Regions from separate parts of the Mus musculus genome. Here region 2 is linked to region 1. Evidence: chromatin contacts called from ENCODE Hi-C data. All regions are on one chromosome and are shown on one strand. Each heading gives the region's core, a stretch centred on a gene start or an enhancer-like site at or near the end of the contact. The rest is flanking DNA. Distances are from core to core; before and after follow the strand shown.

What was found. Hi-C counts contacts between places; a loop is a spot of excess contacts on that map.
Region 2: a map of gastrocnemius shows a loop between it and region 1 (3-fold over the local background). The contact joins the promoter of AW209491 here to the promoter of B3galnt2 in region 1. A Hi-C loop is called at or near these places in 3 of 37 maps with a recorded cell type or tissue (adrenal gland, gastrocnemius and regulatory T cell).

What each region holds. Positions count from the first base shown.
Region 1 is chr13:13,952,666-13,956,061 of GRCm38, forward strand. It overlaps B3galnt2 (UDP-GalNAc:betaGlcNAc beta 1,3-galactosaminyltransferase, polypeptide 2), which reads left to right and starts at 2,009. Exons shown (of 12, transcript NM_178640.3): 1 at 2,009-2,254. The coding sequence starts at 2,140.
Region 2 is chr13:14,628,422-14,632,095 of GRCm38, forward strand. It overlaps AW209491 (expressed sequence AW209491), which reads left to right and starts at 1,837. Exons shown (of 2, transcript NM_134067.4): 1 at 1,837-1,943.

The DNA.
Region 1 (3,396 bases), core at 759-3,258:
AGGGGTCCTAAAGTTACCCCAGAGTATTGAGACACTAGTGCTCAAATTTTCAGGGCATACTGTGCTAGCCAGCATCTAGGATGGTTCCCAGTGATCTTCGACTCCTGGTAGTCACCTGGTGAATACCTGAACACTGTGCACACAGGTATCCACTCTATAGGGCTTTTCTGTGTGACCAATTGACTAACCCAGAAGTGACAATGTGTCTCCATCATTAAAACGTCTGCCATCTGAGTAAGCAATGTTCAAAGCAGACTCTTCAACCACCATGAAGCCTTCAGATGACTGCAGCCCTGGCTGATGATATTCCTGCAACTTTGAAAACGAACTAGAACTTAGCTCCCAAATTCCTGATCTGTACTAAAGTCTGAGATATGAAATGATTATTATTGTTTCAATTATTCTGGATTTGTAATGAATAACAAATACACGAGTCCCCTCCCCTTTTTGTACAGGTTGGGCATCAACCCAAGACTGCCCATTGGTAGGTAAGGCCCTACCATTCAGCTTCATCACCGCTCAAACAAGTTTCTTCTCATGGGAACAAATTTGACCACGTGAGTTATTTTATTAAGTACATAATAAAACAGTACAGTAGAACACAGCTTTTACCTGATTAAACTAAATTAAAAAATTGAAATTAAAAACATTGCAAAAATAGCCAAAGAAAAAGCTATCTTAAGGGGCTGAAGAGATGGCCCAATGGTTAAGAGATCTGGCTGCTCTTCCTGAGCACCCAATTTCAGTTCCCAGTACCTACAGGGTGGCTCACAAACACGGGGAAACTCCAGCTCCAGGGGATGGGATAGACGCCCCCCCCCCCAGCCTGCACATGCGTACACACACAAATGAAAAAAAAAATCAAATAAAATCTTTTTAAAAAAGTCAATCTTAACAGTGTCAGGTTGAGGATATAGCTCAGTTGGTAGAGGGCTTGCCTAGTAAGGATTAAGCCCTGGGTTCCATCCCAAAGCACCACTTGTGGAGATGAAGACAGAAAGATCAAGAGTTCAAGGCCATCCTCTGCAGAATAGTTTCCTGTTAACTACGTGAGACACTGGGGGCGTCTGTGTGTGTGTGTGTTACTACAATTGCTTTTTTAATACAAAACCGCTACTCAGTGGCAATATGGTGCTGAGCCTGAGAGGTGGCTCCAGTGAAGTCCGCTCGTTTCCTAACGCTGGTTGGAGATGGATCTTTTGCAAACCCAGCCCTCACACATTTGGTCACCTCAACTTGGTGGGAACTTTTCAAAGTCATCTGGCAGCTGAAGCTCTCATTTCTGTGCTTCCCGACAGTTACCCTAGTGAGGAGCGCGTGCGCACCCAGGCAGCCTCCAGATCCGGGCTTCTCCTCTGTCCTCGCTTTCCATAGCAAGCCCCGGTGTTTCTCGTCCTCCTCACCCGCCGTTGCTTACTAGAGGGAAGCAGGAAACTCCCTGCTACTCGGCGCTCAGGCTCCCCGCTGCGCTTCTTATGGGATAGGTCAGGGGAGCACACTATTATTTCGTTGAGCGCTGAGGTGCCATACAAACCTGCCCCGACTGGGCAACTGCTCCTCGAGGTCATGCGCCCTGCAGCAATGTCCACAGCGGAGGGGGTCGTACAGCAACTTGAGCAGTTAACGTGCAGGTTCCCCGTGTGCGGTACCCGCCTTTACTACAGGGGAACCCTAGCAAGAAGGTGGATGCGCATGCTCAGTGTGCCGCTAAGGCACCGCGGCCGGATGAGAGACGCGCATGCTTCGTGTGTGCACTTCGCCTCCAGCGTTGCGTAGCAGCACGCATAGCTCTCTGGGAAACGTAGTTTCTCGGGCTTACAATCTCAGGCACGCCTCCCTCCTGGGCTCAGCGAGGGACTACCGCTCCCGCCCTTCCGGCAGACAGGAGCGTGCAGGGACGCGGACTGAAGGGCTGGGCGAGAGCGAGGAGGGCTGAACGGGTGGGAAGGCCACGCACGCGGGGGCGTGGCCTTGGCCGGGAAGCGGCCGCCGCTCGTGGTGCGGATCTAAGGAGAGAGCGGCGGAGACAACGCCAGGCGTGGGCGCGAACACTCCTGGTGGCACTCGGTGTTCTTAGGTCCCCTCGCTATTGGCCGGGACGCGGGAGAGCGCGGCGGGGGCGCGAGGTGGGAGCGGCCAATGCGAAACTGGCTGGTGCTGCTGTGCCCTTGCGTGCTCGGGGCCGCGCTGCACCTCTGGCACCTCTGGCTCCGTTCCCCGCCGGACCCCCACAACACCGGGCCCAGCGCGGCAGGTGAGGTGAGGGGCTGAGTCGCTGCGCTCGTGGGAGGCCGCGGGGGATGGCTGAAGGGGCACAGGGAGGGCTCGGACGTCCCAGAACGGACGGAACAAGCGAGTCTTTCTTTAGTGTCGGGCGAACCCAACTGTTCGTTTCTTATCAGCGTGTGCTCAGCGGCCCGCGTCGTGGTCGAGGGAGGGCCCTGGTCACAACTTGGGGCGCTTCTCTCCGAGGTGGGGTGGGGGAGCGAGCTTGCCGGTGCTGACGGTGTTGGCTTTGCGTGTCAGGACTCACTTTGCAGCGAGGAGGGACGGACTGTACTTTGTGGTCTCTGATCATGAGGTGAGTCAGGAAAAGACCTAGACGTGAACTAGGGTTCAGCTGTGAGTGGAGTCGCCCCTGTATTCTGCTTGGATAGCTTGCTAATTAAGGAGCCTAAGAATACCGGATTCTTCTTTAACTTCGCGTACATTTGTTCCCAAACTTCATCCATCGTGGGAATGAAATCTTTGTTCTCATTCGCCTTACAATCTGAAGGTGCGTTTGCCCACAGTGCGTATCCAGTGTTGTCCTGCCACCCTCAACACTACTTTCTTGTCTCCTGTGTGTCATTTTCAAGTTTTTCCCGGAATGCTTATATATGTCGAGAACTCTATAGCCATTTTAAAGATAGGGTAATGCTTTAATTTTTAACTACGTTAGGATTTATCTTACCATTTCATATCCAAACAGCTGTTTTCTTTTCAGAAAGTTTTAAAACAGTTCTTCACAGCCATCACAGAACCAAGTCTTATACCTTATTTAGCAATCCTCAAAACTCCGACTGTTACCAGATTACACTGGGGTTATTTTAGTAGTGATCTCTTTTCCTATTAGACAACCACCATTTTTTTGGAAAGGCTATTTGTGTGACTGAAAAGAATGACTTCCAAGTGGTATAATGAAAGTACATTATATGCGTATTTAGCTTGTGAGACTTTTACAAACTAGTTAAAAAAGGGCCGTACATACAAAATGCTTGGCCACCTAACATCTGTTGGGGTTGTGCTCTCTCTCACTCAAAGATGAGTGAGTTGCTGGAATCTACACGCAGAGCCCACTGTAGAATATATGTGACCTTAACATTAACAGTCTTTTAGCGTTCAACACAATAAACC
Region 2 (3,674 bases), core at 587-3,086, 680 kb after region 1:
CCCTAACCTTTGCCTCGATGTAAAGAAGAGTAAAAACATACTCAGTGGGAGGGGTCGGTACTTCTCTAGGATTAGAATTTTAAGTTCCTGGCAACCAGTGCAATGGCCCCTTTATTAGCTATAGTTTGTGTCTGTGACAAAATACTTCCCTCTCTGTGGCCTTTGGGATTGTCTTTTGTTCCACAATTATTTGCCTTTTGATGAGTTTTTACTTCCCAAATGTGTGTGCCATCCTCTTGTAGGGGCCATGTTAATGTTCTCTGGATCACTTGGGTTTTAGTTTAAAATGTGCTGCCAAAGGAAGGACATTTGATAAGTTTCTTAATGGTTATTAGACCGAATGCCCAAGTAGGTCCTTATTAAAATTTTTTTTGTAAATTTTTTAGTATATTTACATTTTTCCTTTTACTTTTCTTGATTATGGACCTAAAATTTCTGTTAACTGAATATCTGATTCTTGCTCTTTGCTGTGTTTCAATTCCTTACTGTACTTTCTAGTCCACTGATGTTTAGAATATGCCTTTACTTCGAAGAGCTGTTTCCTATCTGTGCCTTCAGCCCTTAAATGAAGAGAAGCTTATTTGAGGGCCAAAGTAATCAGGTAGCTGAAGGTTCCAGTTACAAGGTACTTCTTAAGGAAACGTGCTGTTGTATGTGCCTTCTCTGTCCTCCAAATCCAAGCCGGAGAAGGTTGGGGAGTGTTGAGTTTGTGAATGAGTCTTCTTGTAGATTGTGATTGTCAGATTTCTTTGGAAGTTTTTACGTATTTACTGTTTGAAGGGAAAAGGTGTAGGGGGTGGGAGCATTGGAGGAGCAAGGAGGCTAGGGGCAACATTTAATCAGGAAAATTTCCCATTTTCTAATGGTGCCTATTTTTTGTTGGGCTTCTTTCTATCTTGACACCTGTTTACTTACATCACAATAAACTTATTTCTGAGGGAGGAATGGGCTGGCTGCCCTGGATGGGAGAAAGAACTCTGGTATGTTATTAATGGAGTCTTTTTAAAGAATGGTTTTAATTCTTGCCCCCCCCCCCCCCCCCCATTTAGACACACCTGAAGTTCCAAAGCCCTCTGGAATTTGTGCTTGATAAACCCTGGCAGGCTTTGCTGAAGGCATTTACAGCGTTGTTTGTGCCTCAGGGGCAAAATACATCTATTTACCCTTTAGTTTAGAACTAAATAAATTCGTGTGTAATGTATTTGGAATAGCGCTGGCTACAGAGCTTTTTTTTTTTTTTTTTTTTTTTTTTTTTAGTATATTTAAAGCACCGAATGAGATATTGCTCCTGTCTTAAGATTTTGGTAGTGTGTCTGATCTGAGTTACTTCTATCCTTAAAGTAGTACTTGGGACAAGGAAAACACAATTGAAATCTAATACTTAAAATAATACTTAAAAAAATACTTAAAATTAGTTTTGCTTTCTCAAACTCCCCCTCACCTCGGATAACTTTGAACTAAATATCCACAGCCCCTGAAGCTATGCAGTTCTCTGCCCTGTTCGGAAGGACAGCACATTTAAAGGTTCCTTCTATGTAAAGGCCAGGATGATGCAACTAAAAATGCTTCCGAGTGGCGTTTGGAACCTCATGGTTCTCGATTTTTATTTTGCTAAAAATATCCAAATCTGAGACCCAAATAAGTTTTAGCATTCAGGACTCAGTGAGATTGAGACCCAACCCTTGACCCGCCCCTGCTGGCTGGGAGCTCAGGTTTCCGTCGCTTTGGTAGCAGAAGCCGGTTGCCCTCAACAAATATGGTCGCTGCGGTGCCGCCTGGGACTCAAGCTCAAGCTCACCGGGCCGGAACCACGTAATGCCAGAGGCGGGACTCGGCAGGCGGAGTGCCTCTCAGCAGAACAAGGTGAGGACTGACTGGTGAGCTGTCTCTGCAGACTGCCTCTGTGTTCCCTCGCCATGTGCGCATGGTGTCTGGCGCTGCTGGTGAGGATCCGGGGACCAAGGGAGTGAGTGGGGAATAGAGGGAGGTGGAGAGGGAGGGCATGGGCCGGGTCTCGGGGCAGGAAGGGTCAGTACTGCGTCTTCCCTACTCTGGCCTCTAAGCACTAGGCCAGCTGGAGCCTGTTTGATCCGGACTTGTTGGATCAGGCCCAGCGGTGCAGGTGGACATACCAGAATGGGAACCACACTCACGCAGAAACACTTCACCCCAGGCTCTCGCACCTTGTCATAGTCCAACAGCCAGGCTGGCCACCTGGTGTGGTGTTCTGGGTCCTTCCATCTTTTCCTTCAGAATGGGAACAGGAGGCCAGTTGGTTATCCCCTTTGTTCTATTGAAACATTGCTAAGTTGACATCACATGCAGAAATCAGACAGTCTTGATTGCTTGATATTCTAAACCCTGTGGAAATCAAGAGGCAACTCCTTAAAAGACTGTATCCGGGAGTGGCAGCGCACACCTTTAATCCCAGTATTTGGGAGGCAGAGAAAGGTGGATTTCTGTGAGCTCAAGGCCAGCCTGGTCTACATATTAAGTTCCAGAACAAGCAGGGTTATGTGGAGAAACACTGTCTCAAAACACAAACAACAATCCCCCCTCCACCACCACCCCCCCAAAAAAATCCAACAAGCCCCAAGAAAACAAAAATCATCTATTGAAGGAGTAAGAGGTGAGAGATCCTAGGATGACTAGTTTAGGAGAGCCTCTTGTTTGGACAGTTTGTGGATTTTTAATATTAAGCAGTTGTTTTTACATTAAAAAAATCAGTTCTTTGAGAATTTCATATCATGTGTTTGGTTCATATCCACCATGGATGACTCAACCAATCCCATACTCCACCCCTCCTTCAAGACTGCTTTGTACTACCCAAATAGTCTAGGATGTGTGGTCTTCCACTGAAGGGTGGGAGGGAGGCTACACTCCTAGAGAAAACTGTCTCTCCCTCTCCCAGCCGCTCAGAATTGCCAGCAGTTGCCATGCTGGCTTAGGCTTGCGCAGGGTTGGTGCATGCTGTGTCCAGAGGAGGTTTCATTGCAGGTCTTACCTTTTTTCCTTTCACAATGATCCCTGAGCCTTGTGAGAGTAACATATGAGTGTTACATATGTCCCTTTTAGGAATAAGAGTTATATGTAGTCTTTTAGTCTCTGCACCTTGGCCAGTTGTGAGTATTAACAACTGTGTTAATAACTATCTACTGCAATAGAAGCCTCTTAGATGAGGGTTGAAAATACATTCATTTATGGGTATAATAATAAGTCAGTTTACACTATCTAGCAGCATAAAGTGGTAAGTTTTCCCCTAGGGCCTATGACTTCCCTAGCATAGGTTCGTAGCCTAATAATGATGCCAAGTATGGGTTTCATCCTATGGAGTGGCACTTAAATCCTATATATATATATGTGTGTGTGTGTGTGTGTGTGTGTGTGTGTGTGTGTGAATGTTTGGTGGATGTGTAGTCAGTATGGGGGAAGGGGATGCCTCCGTGGGCCCATACTGAGGTCCCCCTGAGGGGCCAGCCACAAGACCACAGTATAGTATAGAATAGTTTATTCAGGGAATGGGGAGGGGAGTTGACAGGGTAGGAGAGACAGAAAAAGGGGCGGGGGGGGGGGAGGAGAAGGGAGGGGAGCGGAGGAGAGGAGAAGATGGCCATGAGCACGTGGAGAGGAATGGGGAGAGAGGGGGACTAGATGACAGAGGGAGAGCAAGAAGG